2 separate regions of the Homo sapiens genome follow, and region 1 is linked to region 2. Evidence: chromatin contacts called from ENCODE Hi-C or POLR2A ChIA-PET data. All regions are on one chromosome and are shown on one strand. Each heading gives the region's core, a stretch centred on a gene start or an enhancer-like site at or near the end of the contact. The rest is flanking DNA. Distances are from core to core; before and after follow the strand shown. Region 1 overlaps SNX29 (sorting nexin 29). Region 2 overlaps SNX29 (sorting nexin 29).

Region 1 (6,786 bases), core at 1,657-4,156, 480 kb after region 2:
GCTCAATCTGCTGTATGTCATGACCCCTTAGGTTGGGTTTATGCCACATCGGTCATTTTGAAGTAGGTGTTTGATGCCAGCTCAGAGACTGTCTCAGGAGTGCCTCCCTGGCCTGGGTAGCTACCCTGGAGGTCATCTCCCTGTTCTCTGTTGGATAAAGGAACCTCCCCCATCTGTGACATTCCCTTGGGCCCAGGCTTATGACCTGCACCTTTTCTGACACCTGCCCCCAAAGCACAGGATGTGAATTGGTCTCTCTCCAGATACCCCACGAGGAAGCACCTTGGACATTCTGCACATGATAATAATGCAACAGTCCCCCATTGCTGAGAGATACTAACCCGTGAGAAACAAGTATGCTCTCAGCTGGTATTGAACTGGTGGGAGAAACTGCCTCCTACTTTTATAATACTGAATTATTCACAAAAAACCTGGTCTGCTCTCCAAAATGAGAGCATGTTCCTGGGAGCCACATGGGGACCATCCCCAGCTGCCTGCTCCTGGTACCTCCCCCATGATCATGCACAGACCGTAGAGTCGAGTCATCTCGCAGATCCAGACCATCTCCTCTCATTCTCACTCTAAAAATGCTGGTGGCCCGCACATGACAGCAACTCCCCGAAGCCTTCCCTTTGGAATCCCATAGAATGTTCTGCAATGATTGGGTCCATCTTGCTGCTCAGAAGAATCCCGTCCTGCTCTCTAGTGTGGTGGGATGAACTTCAGGCAACAAACAACTGGCAGGGTTCCCAGTTCCTGGAGTTATGGAGCAGAAACACCCAGGCCTAGCAGAATTGTGGCTGAAACCTGGTGCCCAAATTCCACACCCTGGAAATGTGTCAACTGCCTGTCAGCCTGGATTCAATTCTGAGGGCTAAGCCACGACCTTATCCATGAGTGGCGAAGACACCCCTGAGGAAAGGATTGCTTGCACCTCACATCTGTCTTCTTCTAAGATTACTCGGAGATTTTCAAACAACATCTGAGAACAGAAGCCCCCTCCCCTACTCAGAGAGGAACGAGGGTGGCCCACCTCTCAAGGGCCTTGGATTCCTGGGACCACCCTTTGCTGGGAGGAAGAATCCACACCGAATCCTTCTGTCTTCATGGCCTGCTGTGCTGAAACAGAACAGCAGGTTCCATCTTTCACATCTTTTTTTCTCCCCCAGATGAAAGACGACTCAGGAACGGTAGGGCTGGGCAGAGGTGTCTCTCCTTGAGAGACAACAAAAGCTTCTAAGGGAGGGAGCTTAAAGGCTGCTAGAAACCTAGCCCAACCATCCACTCCTGATCTGAGACAGAACCTTCTCCGCCACTCTTCCTGCAATCAGTGTGAAATTCCAGCTTCTTTGATTCCCACTTAGCAGTATGCTCCAATCACGTTGCTGGCAAGGCATTTTAGAGTTTGGAGCTGAGGTTCAAAGCCCCCTGCATTTCTCTACTGGCAGGCCCTGGTGAAGGAAGACACTTTCAGGGAAGAGGCTCTTACAGTCTATGGTGGTAGCCATCTTCACATCCAGTCACCAGTTGCATCTAGGGAGCTGCTGGCTATAAAAGGGATCATCCAGTGGAGTTGTAAACAAGGGAACCATCTTGCAAGATCTAGGAAGAGGAAGGGGAGGGATGTGGACTGGGTCTGATCACAGCCCTTGGCCCTGCTTCATACTTTGGAGCTTATTAAGATCAATTTTGATAACCATGTAATTTCTTAGAACCATGGCAGGTAGTATTGTGCTTTAAAAACCAGAGGCTCCTGAAAGTCGTTTACACCAGGTGGATTGATACCATGGCTGTAGCTGATGCAACTAACAAGTACTGGGGCCAGTGATCACAATCCAGGTTGGAAACAGGAGTGAAGCCCACCAGCCTGCCTGGTTGATGGACAGCAGGCTCTGCCTTCTGGAGGCGGCTTATATCCCAACAGCCTGAGGCAGGGCTCTGTGGCCCAGGCCGGCAGTGGCTGCCTCTCTTGGTTCTGCATGGTACATTTTGCCAACCCTGAGGACCAGTTCTTGGGGTTCCAGGCCTCGGCCTTCCTGCTCCACGTGCTCAAGCCCCCACAGGGGGCTGCGACACCATCTGGCTCCTCACAGGGAGGTCCAGCCATGTTCTCTGGGCTCCCAGTGAGCCCCCTCCCCTCCGGCTACCCCCAGAATCCATCCTTCATTCCTCCACCAAGCTCCTGTGTGAGCTGCAGCACCCACACGGGGGAAGCCCTGCACTCCAGCAGCATCTTCCAGCCTTGGCACAGAACTGATGGCAAAGGAAGGGCTGGGTTTTCAGCTTCTGGGACCCGAGGAAGACCCCACCTCACTCCTCCTTCCCCAGTACATCAGACTGGTTAGGAGGCATCCCAGAAGGGGCAGCCTCATGCCCAGGTTTCAGCCCTAAAGGTAATGATTGTCTTGACTCTGCCTTGGCATTTCGCTCGGAATCACGGCAGACTTGGAGTGTTTCTTCAAGGCAGGCATCTGCTTATGAGCAAGGTCAAAGATTTTTCAAAATATTGTGCATTAATTCATTAAAGCTACTGTTAAATATTTGCTGTTTTTAGATTGGCGTCCGTGCTAATTCTGCAGTTGTAGCACTGTATATTTTATCTCATTTCTGTGCCAAGAAAGTTCATCTTTATGTTTTTCTAATACACAATCTTGATCTTGTTTCCAAAATAAAGCTTCAGCTCCTTGGTCAATAGAAGTAAGGGTGTAGCCATCCAGGGTCTCCCGGCTCTAGGCAGACCGGATCCCGCAGTTCATCCCATGGTTGTTGAAATGTACCTCGATCAGTCATCTCTGGTATTCCTCACTCTAGCCATGAGCCATTGCCATCTTATGGGCCCGATTTGGGTACTCTGAATTATGTCATGGAGTAGACAGTTACTTCTAAATCCCAGCAACCAAGTTGCGTATCCTTCCTTATAGCTAGTTTCTATAGAGAAGTGAAAAAGAAATCTGGCTTCCTTAATAAGATAGTTGAGCCTATGACATTAAGGAGCAGCGCTGCTGGCGGAAGATTCTAGATTCACTGGTGGTTTAAGAGGCCCAGGGATTTAGTTCTTACTGGTGCGTAAGTGTTTTCCCATCCTAACCGGAAAACCACTCACCCAGGCTTCCCCCACTTCCCCTCAAATTTTCTCAGCTCTGCCGCTGGTCTCCATGAACGGCAAGGGGAACCACCACTCATTCACTGTCAGTGTAGGTAAGACAGAGGATGCCCTTGCAAAAATTGGGACTGAGGACAGTAGCACACGGAATGGTGGATCGTACATTTGCACCCAGAGCTACTAAACGCTCAGTGACCCCAGAGACCATTAATTTCCCGGAGTGAAGGGGATGGGGGTAGAGCTAATTGGAATTTTTATTATCCAGGACTCATCCTAAGAAGAATGTTGGCCTCTCTTCATCCCTGGCTTAGCCGTCAGGTAGAACGCTTACTCACCTGACACCGACTTCTTAGAGAAGCGAGTCTTTTTTGAATGGAGGAGCGATGGTAACCCCACTAGGGGGCGCCCATGATCGGCTCCCAGTGCACCCCCTTAAGGGTAAGCAGGCCACATATCTAGAGTCTGATAGTCTGTGTGTACATAAGGTCTAGAAGTCTGTGGAAACGCCCTGAAACCTGTAGTATTATCTTAACTACCCTCTTATGTTAAGGTTTACATAATAGGATTTTTAAACAAATGTGTTTAATTTTTTAAGATCTCTTGTATTAAAATTTTCTTTTGGAATAAGCTGTGGAAATTTTGTTACAACCTGGTTGAGATCAACCTCTTTACAATGACACAAATTGTGACATTTTATAAATTAGATACTTCAGTGGATGGTCTCTGTCTCAGTTCTTTTTCAACAACTGGAGATTGAGGTGAACTTAATACACGTGGATCAACTGAATTGAAATGGAGCAGAATCTCATTTTGAGTTAATTAGGCAGATTTGGATAAACTGGCAATGCAGCATTAAAATTTCATACAGAAAACACTCCTCATTACAGGTACCTATGTATTCACTTCTAGAAGAAACAATTATTAGGCGGCTACTGTATACCAGGTGCTTGGCATACAGCAGTAAGACAGGTAAGGTGTACTGTTGGAGTCGCACTGGACATGAAGCAGACAGATTTTTAAGAAGTCAACCATCCGGATAATTTCAGACCACAGTAAATATTGCAAGAGTGACAGGAATTAGAAATTCTTGGTCCCAACCAAGAATCTACGTTCAACAGCCTAGGCACTGCTGTCATTGGGGACTGGATGATTCTGTTGTGGGGGGCCGTCCCGTACATTGTAGGATGCCTCCACCTGTTAGAGGCCAGGGGCACCCCTTTAGTTGTAACAGACAGATGTCCAGACATGGCCAGAGGTCCCCTGGGGGGAGGGGGGCCAGTGGAGAGCCATGGGGCTAAGGCCAAGGGGTCCTCTTGGCTAAAGTGGCTTTTTTTTTTGGAGACAGTTTTTTACTCTTGTTGCCCAGGCTGGAGTGCAAAGGTGCCATCTCCGCTCACCACAACCTCCGCCTCCCGGGTTCAAGCAATTCTCCTGCCTCAAGCCTCCTGCGTAGCTGGGATTACATGCATGGGCCAGCACTCCTGGCTAAAGTTTTATGTTTTAGTAGAGACAGGGTTTTTCCATGTTGGTCAGGCTTGTCTCGAACTCAGACCTCAAGTGATCCACCCACCTCAGCTTCCAAAAGTGCTGGGATTACATGTGTGAGCCACCACACCTGGCTGGCTAAAGTGACTTTTAAGCTGAGACCTAAAGGATGAAAAGAAACTCTGCACTGCCCCCACACCTCCCAAATAATTTACACTGGCTTAAGTACTCAGACCCTGCAACAAAATAGGCAACATTTTTAACCCAGTTATGGTAACAGAGAAAAGAAAGGCTCCTGGGATGAGAATCCAGGCATAAAGTCAGTTCCCACCAGGGCCGCATGAAGGGCATTGTTGCAGGTGGCTCTTAAAGCCCGGCTGCGCAAAGGCTGCTGTGGGCTGTCACAGATGGAGGCGATGCGTAACCATTTCTGTCTGGGGGTGGGGGTGATGTGGGCACTATGCCAGGCACCCCACAGCTGCGTTGCCATGGGCATTAAGTCAGGAGGCCGCACTTAGGGGAATGCAGAGGGACGTCAAGGCAGTCTTCAGGCTGCTGCTCCTGTCCTGCACCATCCTAAGTGACCCTCCCAATGCCACCTCCATCAGCGCTGTCCAGCAGAAATACCATGTGAGCCATGTATGCCATTTAAAATTTTCAGCCAGGTGCAATGGCTCAGGCCTGTAATCCCAGCACTTTGGGAGGCCGAAACAGGAGGACAGCTTGAGGCCAGGTATTCAAGACCAGCCTGGGCAGCATAGCAAAACCCTGTCTCTAACAAGGTTTTTTTGTTTTTTTTGTTTTTGTTTTTATTTTTTTTATTTTTTTTTTTTTTTTTGAGACGGAGTCTTGCTCTGTCGCCCAGGCTGGAGTACAGTGGCACCAATCTCAGCTCACTGCAACCTCTGCCTTCTGGGTTCACGCCATTCTCCTGCCTCAGCCTCCCAGGTAGCTGGGACCTACAGGCAAATGCCTCCATGCCTGGCTAATTTTTTTTTTTTTTTTTAAAGTAGAGATGGGGTTTCACCATGTTAGCCAGGATGGTCTGGATTTCCTAAACCTCGTGATCCACCCATCTCGGCCTCGCAAAGTGCTGGGATTACAGCAGTGAGCCACCGTGCCCGGCCCAGTTTTTTTTTTTTTTTTTTTTTTTTTTTTAATTAGCCACATATGGTAGCATGCTCCTGTCTTCCCAGCTACTCAGGAGGCCAGGACAGGTAGATCGCTTGAGCCCAGGAGTTCAAGTCTGCAGTGAGCAGTGATCATAGCACTACATTCCAGCCTGGGCAACAGAGTGAGATCCTGTTTCACAAAAACAAATTCTAGTAGCCCCATTAAAAATATTTTTAAAACGCAGGTGATAATTGTAATAGTTTATTTCATTTAACCCAATACATCCAAGACATTGCCATTTCAACACGCAATCCTTTTGAATCTTACTGATTTATTTTCCATTTTTGGGTACTAAGTCTGCCAAACTGGTGTGTTATTTTATGCACTGCACAGCTCTGCTCAGACGAACTGCATCTCAAGGACTCAGTGTCCTGTATGACTGGTGTCTTCCCGTATTGGGCAACAGAGCTCTGTGGACCCAACTCCCAAACCTATGTCAGCCTCATCTCTGACTGCCTAACCAACACTCCATTTGCATCACTTCATGAGCATCTCAAACCAAACTAAAAGGCATCTTTTGTTTTCTGCCCCAAAAGTGCTCCTACCCGTGACTCCCCAGCTCAGGAAGTAGAGGTTCCATCTCAGCAGCTGTGGAGGCCACCAGTCCTTGCCTCTTCCTGTCCCCTACCTCGTAATTGACCAGGTTCCTATTTATTCACTTCCTTAAGAAACAAGCACCTACTGTATACCAGTTGCCGGGCACACGGCAGTGAGCAAGACAGGTAAGGTGCACTACTGCCCTTGGTTCCACCCCTGAAATAGATCTAGATCCGACTGCTTCCAGCACCCTCCACGCCTCACCACCACCATGGTCAAAGCTGCCATTGCCTCTCATGATGTGGGTGCCACACTGTCCTCCCCAGTCACCCCCCGTGCCATCACACTGCCATTCAGGCTCCTCTCCACGCAGCAACCACTGCGACCTTTAACATTGGTTTGGATCAGTCACTCGACCACAATCCTCCGTAGGACTCCTGCCCTGCTCTGCTCCTGGTGACCTCTGCCGTGGCAGACAGTGCTTTAAA
Region 2 (7,539 bases), core at 1,274-3,773:
GAAGAAGACAGAAAAGCCAGACATGGTGGCACGTGCCTGTAATCCCAGCTACTCGGAAGGTTGAGGCAGGAGGATCTCTTGAACCCAGGAGTTGTAGGCTACTGTGAGCCTTGATCGCACCACAGCCTGGGTGACAGAGTGAGACCGTGTCTTAAAGAGAAAGATCTATGTGACCCCGGGCAAATGCTTTAATTTCTCTGAACTCGTTTTCCCAGTCCTTGAAATGGTGGTAATATTATCCCCTTGGTGGATTCCTGGGAGTTATATGAAGTGTCTGTTGTATCTGGGAACCTCATTGGAGGCTCATAGATAGTTTTAGAGATTTCAGATACCTCTTGCAATTGTGTGCAAAATCGTGCTTGTGTGTTTGTGCACATACGTGGATTTTCCTGGGGAGAAGTTCCTTTGCTTTCACGACTCTCCTTCAGAGTGTTCCAGGCTTTAGAAAAAAGTAAGAAACACGAAACACTTCAGGTAGTTAGCAGGTGGTAATTGCACATAGTGTCTGGGGCAACACTGGCAATCGTGGTATCATTATTTTTGTTTTTACTGTTCTGCTTGCTGATGTTAAACCAGCTACACTGGCTGTGTTCTTACGCACATCCCTACATGTATTAGCAGTGGGAACCTGGGCAAGTTATTTAAGCTAACTGTGCCTCAGCGTTCTCGTCTATAAAATGGGGCTATCATAGTACCCCTCTGACACAGTTGTGAGGATTAAATGAACTAACAGATGGAAGATACTCAGAAGATACACTATGTAAATTACCACCTGAGCTATCGAAGGGTGTTATATGCTATGTAAATTATACCTTGATAAGAAAAATTGGAAAAAAAATCCAAGAGAGTATCTGGCATCTTAAAGACTGAATAACTGGTAGGTGTGATCATTAACAACACCCTCAAAGGGTACGTTGCTGACGAATCTTCCTGAAAACAACATCTGGGCCTTATTGTTGAACTGCAAATAGGTTGACCTGATTTTCCATCTTACTGAAACCATCCCTCCTGCAGAGGCCCTGAAGTTCCCTTTAGCTGGTATCTACCCCTCAATCCTCCCTCTGGTTAAGAGGACATAAACCAGGCTACTCTTTCTATGAGGCCTGAAAATTGGAAGTGATCACGCAGGATGGTGGTTCTTAGCTGGGGGTGATTGCAACCCCCAGGGGACATTTAGCCATGTCTGGGACATATATGGTTGTCACACCTGGGATGAGGGTCCTTCCGGCATCTGCTAAGTAGAGCCCAGGGATGCTGCTGAACGTCCTGTGGTGGACAGGACAGGTCCTCCCAACAGGACAGCTCCTCCCAACACAGCATTATCTAGTCCCAAACGACAGTACTTGAGAAACCCCAAGACAGAAGGAAGCAGCAGGGCCGTTTTCCAGGAACCGTATTTTGTCTTAGGCTTTTTTTTTAAAACCTCTCGCCTCCTGCATAGGTCAAGGAATGAAACTTAGGAAAAAATGAGCCTAAAGAAAATGATAGATCCCAGGGAGCATTTGTTTGTGTGTGTGCGCATGCATGTGTGTGTGTATGTTTGGGAGCTTTTTCGTGCCATCACTCCTGCAATGAAGATGATGATTTAGGAAGGCAGTAGATGCATAATGATACAGACCTGTGGAATGCACCAGACTAAGTGATCCTGACTCCGTAGCTGCGGAAGTACCGTCACTGCTGCGGAAACCAGCTCACTGGTACTACTTTACTAGATCTTAATCAAAATTCATTCAGTTGATATTTGTTGGTGTTTACAACAGCCTTGTCTCCCTTCACCTCCTTTTTAACAACAAAGTTTCTACTCTTGAGTTAATTTCGTTTGAATATATGGTTATTTGGGAGCTGGAGGTTGCAAGAAAGCGGCTCAGGCTTTATTCCTGCCAATTTCAGGAAGAGCCACATTGGAGCCACCAGGGGGCGCCCTAGTCTTTTCTCTGCCGCTTTCCTTCCGCAGCTGCGGGTGGTGGTTATCTGAATTTTTCATGTCCAGCGCGGTACCCCTTTCAGTGGTGAGGTCGCGAGTGGTGGTGGTGTTGAGAGCAGTGGTCTTTTCTAGTTGAAAAACATCAAGCATGCATGCAGCTTTCTGTTCACCATCAGTATAGCACAGTCATGCATTGCCAGTCACTTTGTGGTCCTGTTCTAAAAGGGAATTTGCAGCTCATCAGAAAACATTTCCCCTGTGTCATTGCTTTTCATGAGATATAATTGATTAGCTGTGGGTATTCAGCTTTTGAATCCCGATTGTTGCCTTCTTGCCCCTTTTTTTGGGGCTGGGGAGTGAAGGTGATAGAGTCAGGTGAGCCCAGACCATCCGGCCCATTTGTTTCCTTTTAATTTGTTAGAGCTTTTGATTGTGAGCCAGGGCAGAGAGGGCAAGAAAAACATCCTTACTTGTCAATAGGCTGTGTTGAGGGGGTCCTTTTTTTTCCTCTTGGCTATTATTGGAAGAGATTCTCAACGCTAGTGAGGCGTTCTGGCTCATCGCCTAGCAACACAATTCCAAACATTCGGCAGCTCCAGAAATGAAGTTGAGGAGTGCTGTAGTAACATCAGAGAGAGATGCGAGGCCCCGCAGCCAGCTGCTTGCTTGGCTAAGGGCTTCATGATAAAATTTTAGGATGAGATGGTGGGGCAGTGGCCGTTAAATCGGCTGCAGTCTGAGCCCCCTGCCCCTTAACTGCCGAGAAGTGAACCTAGGTGACGTGGCCAACACAGATCCCTCACGCTGGGCATCTTTCTTTAAAGGGGAAACTTCCCACTGAATTTTGTGTATTAGCCCTTCAGTGACTGTCTTAGTGTCTTAGTAATTGGAAGGTTCCAGATGGCATTTAGACATGCCTCACTTCTTTATCATCTGTTTATTCATTCACCAAACATTTACCAAACATCTCTCATGTGCTGGGCGCAGTTCTAGGTGCTGAGGAGCCAGAGGTGGGGATCCAGCTTGGCCATGCACAAGCTCTGTGTCACATGTTAAAATTTCCCCATCATTATAATGCAGATTTAAGAGTGCCAGCACCATGGGCTGTTGTGAGGACTAAATGAGTTCATACACAGAGAGTGCTTTGACATTGCGCTCAGCACTCAGGAGATGTTAGCTCTTCTCACATGGGCCCTGCCCACAGAGCATTCTAGTGGAGTTTTATGGTAATAAAGAAATGATGAATGATTGGATGGGGCAAAACGGGAGGCAATGGGGTCATGTGGGAGTGATGTACTCTTTGTTATCTGTGGCACTGAACAACCGCCACTCGATCCACCCATGGGAACGAGTTCCCCGTGAAGTGGGAAATTCCTAATGGAAGTTTTAGGTTATGCAGTACAGCTCCCAACTCCTTACCTGGAAAAAGACCAGTGCTGGATGCTGGTCACTCATATAGACCCTGGATTCCTTGCTCCCAGGAGGGGAAGGAGGAACCGATGACAGCAGGATGAATGTAGCAAGGATAGGGTGGCTGAGGTCCAGAGGGTCACAGGAGGGAAAGGTTAAGGGCTCGGTGCAGGGGAGGTCAGGAGGTCTTGCACAGATGGGGATGCTGGGCCAGAAGGGAACCTCCCTGCAGTGTGCAAAGGGGGCTGACAGTGATCTTCCAGGCTGCACCTCTGGTTCCGTCACTAAGCACTGCAGGATGTCGGGATGGGCTTGAGGAGCTGTTGTCGCCATTATGAAGCCCTTGAGGAAGCATTGGTGATGGTGCTGCCGAGTACTGAGTCTGTCCTTGTCACCCGTTAACTCACGCATGTCTGCGATCCTGTGAGAGCTTGCGGTGATCCCCATTTCACAGAGGAGACGGGAGTGCTTAGCGGTAGATAAACCTAGCCAGCATCACACAGCCAGTGGCCGGTGGAGCTGGGTTGCACAGCTAGGCTCTTACTCCGGGAAGAATATGTTTTAGCTTCACCTGGAGACCCTGCACCAAGCCAGAGGGCATTTTGAAGGGGCTGTATTTCAGGCCGACTTCCCGCATCTGGCTGGTTGTTCCCTGCCTCACCAGGCTCTCACTTGTCTGTGGTTAATGATCCAGGCTGCAGTGAGTACACAAGGTCTCAGTATCATTTCTGTGCTCTTGGTTTGGGCCACACATGATTTTTTTTTTTGGTCTTTTTTAGCATTTGTTCATTTTATTTGAGGTCTGCTGCATTCCTCCTGACCTCCCTAACAGCTCAGACTCTTAATTTGTTTACAGACTTTCAGGAAGGGCTGTCCCTGAACTCTAAGCTAGGATCAACTTTTGGTCTGGAGGTTTCTAGCCGGCTATCTCAGCTGGGCCAGGCAGCAGCTTATGTAACCGTTTGATGCAATTCAGAGCCAATCCAAAATGGGCCTCTCGCTCAGGGGATGAGACGCGGTCAGACTTGTTTGAAATGTCAGCTTTGTTTGAGCTGGGACAGCTCAGTTTGTAAAGTTGGAAGGCGGGGGTGGTGGGGAGGCAGCTGGGTGTGAGTTTATTGGGAAGGAGTAGCCTGACTGGGCTGCTTCATTAAAGTTGGGGGAGCTGCACCGCCCTGGAGGAGAGCACCCCAGGCTCCTGCAGTCCCACATGAAGGGCTCACGTCCTGGCTTTGCCATTTACTTTGTCCGTTTCCTTATTTCCAAAAGGAGGTGAATAGCACTTGCCATGTGCAGTGCCCGCACACGCTGGGCCCAGAGGACGCTCAGTACGTGGCCGGGGTGCTTACGTTTTGGTTGCAGCCCAGCAGTTCTAACCCTTCCCCTGCCCCCTCCTTCAACTCCTTTTCCTCCTCCTCTTCTCCCTCCTGCCCTAGACCTTAAATATTAATGTTAAAAATTTGTATTTAAATTTTTGTTTTGCATAAGTATATATTTACATGGAACAAAACTCAAAAGGTACGTATGGGATACCGTAAAGGATTTCTCTTCCACTCCCACATCAGCCACCTTGCTCCCCGTCCAGGACTCTAACCATTGGAGTTCACCTTCTGGAAGAACGTCGCTGCCCAGTTGAATAGGGGGTTGGGCATACTGGAGCTCCCACTTGCAGTGGCCACCGCGTGCCCTTTGATGGGACGTTACATTGCATTTCAGCAGCACCCAGCTGCTTCCAGGTGTCTGTACACACCGTCGGTTTCATGTGCGCAGACGATTCAGTTTCATGCGCGCCCGATTCAGTTTCATGCTCTTCCGTCTGCCGGGACACCCTCCCCTCTCCTCCTCTTTTGCCTGGGTCGTGCTTATTCATCCTGTAAGACACAGCTTAGGCGTCACCTCCTCCAGACAGACAGACACGTGAAGATCAAGAGGCTAGCTTTGTCATCAGTAAAGCTGGTTGGAAAACAGAGCTTTGAACCTGTGGGAAGGTGGGCTTACAAAACCTCGTCCCTGAGTCTAACAGTCAGAGGTAGAGACCCCCCTCAGGGCAGTTCCTGAGCACACCTTGTGGGGAGGTGAACAGGTGGGTGGGCTCTGAGAGAACCCACAGGAGCTGAGCTGAGGAAGAGCGCCTCCTGTCTGGCCCAAGTGGGCCAGGTCACTCCCTGCATTGTGGGAGCAGAGAGTACGGGACAGAAAGAGTGAGGGTGGGAACTGGGGAGTGGGGACCTACTTCATGTGAAAATGGGAGGTCAGAGAACTGGTGGCTCCCCTCCAGCACAGAGCACTTCATGAGGAAAGAGACACTTAGGTTTCAGGCTGTTGTTAGATACATGGCTGTGGCTGGTGACTTTGCTGAGGTTCTGTTTTCTCTTCTGCAGAATGGGACTAATTACCTGTCTTTCACATGTTTGCTGTGAACATTGGCTAAAATAAAGTAGGTAGAGAGTGGTGTCTGAGTCTGCGAGGTGGTCAGCTCAGCACTAAACCCAGGGCCCTTGGTTCCGTTTTCTTGTACTGCCCTTCTCCCTGATTCTTCTCGAACCTCCCATCTCCTCTTCCACTGAAGGAAGGAAGAGGCACCGTGATTTTTGAATGGGGTTGTGTAGCTCGTAGGGGAGTTGGGTATGTGTGAGGAAGGGCCAGTGAGTTGGTGCTGCATTGTTCCTGGGTAGTTAGGTGACAGCTGGCAGCTCAGTATTTAGTGACCTAAACAGGGAGGCTCCAGGGACAGGAGCAGATGCAGCCTGTCTGAGGGCGGCTCTGCCCTTGGCTCTTGGGTCCCCCACAGCGTTCTGGCCCGGACTCCCGGTGAGGGTGGAGTCCTGTCGGCCTCCAGAAGGAAGCCCAGTTCTGACCATGCCCTCTACCCTTTTGTATTCAGACTCCCACCAGCATCTGGGAGGACTTGCACCAGCCTGCTGTGCCCTTTTGATTCGTGGAGTGTGGATCCCTGGGCTGAGGGACGGAGCAGAATGCCTATTGTGCCTATGTTCCTGGGGTGCTAGCCCACCTCCCTCTGTGGTGCAGTGCCCTCATGACTGCCTGGCTCTGAGATGGAAGGACCCTAAATGCAAATCCATCTCTGGAGTGGCACTCTCCTGTGAGCGCTAGGCATGATGAACCCGGGATGATGGTACTTGATCAGTGTGCAGGCACTGTGCTCAGTACTGGACATGGATTTCCCCTGTCTAGTCCTTGCAGCGACCCCATGCAGCGGCTACTGTTATCGCCTCTCTCTCATTGAGCAGAATCAAGGCTCAGCGATGGAGGAACTTGTCCAGCATAGGGAGTCCTTGGTGGGAGAGCATGGGACTTCAAAGCCCACCTCTTAAACTGTGAGCCCAATACCTTCTGGCTTTTCATCCTTCAGTCATTCATTCACCAAATGTTTACAAAGGCCTGCTGTGTGTCAGGTGCTGTGCTGGCTCTAGGCAGGGTGTCTCCACTGCGGCACTGTCGACCTTTGGATTGGATCATCCTTGGCTGTCCTGTGCATTGTAGGAAATTTTGCGGTGTCTCTGGCCTCTACGCACTAGTTGCTGGTAGCACCACCACCAGTTGTGACAGGCAAGTGTCTGTGGACAGTGCCCAGCGTCCTCCAGGGGAGCGGGGTAGGTAAAACTGCCCTTGGTTGAAACCCGCTGCTCTAGGAATCCATAAGCAGAAGAGACATGTCAGGTGGGGCTCTGTCCTCTACGGTAAAGTAAAGATGGACAAGAGGAAGGACGGTGCATGCTGGAGGGGCTGCTGTGTCCAGATCGGGCTGTCTGCAGAGGCCTGTCTGACAAGGTGACTTTTGAGTAGGGGCCTGAATAAAGTGAGGAAGAGATCATGGGGATGTGGAAGGAAGAGTGTGCTTGGCAGAGGGAACGGCCAGGACAGAGGCCCTGGGTGGGGGTGCTGGGTGTGGCTGGGGCAGGAGGAGATGAGGCAGAGAAGTTGGGGATGGGGTGGGTGGGGTGGCCTCAGCTTTCACCCTGAGTGAGTAGGGGTGCTGCTGGGGGCATTAGAGCAGAGGTGGTGAGACAGGTCATCTGGCCCCTGGGTGGACTGGGGGACAGCAGGGAGGGCAGCTGGCAGGTGGGGGTCACAATGTAGGCAGCAGATGCTGGCCACCTGGGGGAGGGCTGGGGACTTTTTGATTAGGAGGATGACCTTTGGGTTTTCTCCACATTGAAACGATCAGTGCAACACCTGCCCAC

The links. Hi-C counts contacts between places; a loop is a spot of excess contacts on that map. ChIA-PET counts read pairs that join two places held with the same protein, here RNA polymerase II (POLR2A). Pooled maps may share reads with other maps.
Region 1: a loop to region 2 is called in a map with no recorded cell type, with 30 times the contacts of the local background. The contact joins two enhancer-like sites. A Hi-C loop is called at or near these places in 1 of 37 single-sample maps with no recorded cell type and 8 of 50 pooled maps. POLR2A ChIA-PET finds 5 or more read pairs at or near these places in 2 of 52 experiments (GM12878 and naive thymus-derived CD8-positive, alpha-beta T cell).

What each region holds. Positions count from the first base shown.
Region 1 is chr16:12,570,470-12,577,255 of GRCh38, forward strand. SNX29 (sorting nexin 29) reads left to right here. Exons shown (of 21, transcript NM_032167.5): 21 at 1-3,818. All of the region lies in intron 1 of SNX29-AS3 (SNX29 antisense RNA 3), which reads right to left. Among named protein-coding and RNA genes, the nearest start is that of SNX29-AS3, 37 kb to the right of the region's middle. Within about 2 kb of position 2,907, at least 3 of the 41 ENCODE cell types and tissues checked have a DNase peak (open chromatin) inside an H3K27ac peak, as active enhancers do.
Region 2 is chr16:12,093,453-12,100,991 of GRCh38, forward strand. All of the region lies in intron 11 of SNX29 (sorting nexin 29), which reads left to right. Among named protein-coding and RNA genes, the nearest start is that of SNX29, 120 kb to the left of the region's middle. RefSeq lists enhancers at 3,238-4,171, 4,100-4,394. Within about 2 kb of position 2,524, at least 7 of the 41 ENCODE cell types and tissues checked have a DNase peak (open chromatin) inside an H3K27ac peak, as active enhancers do.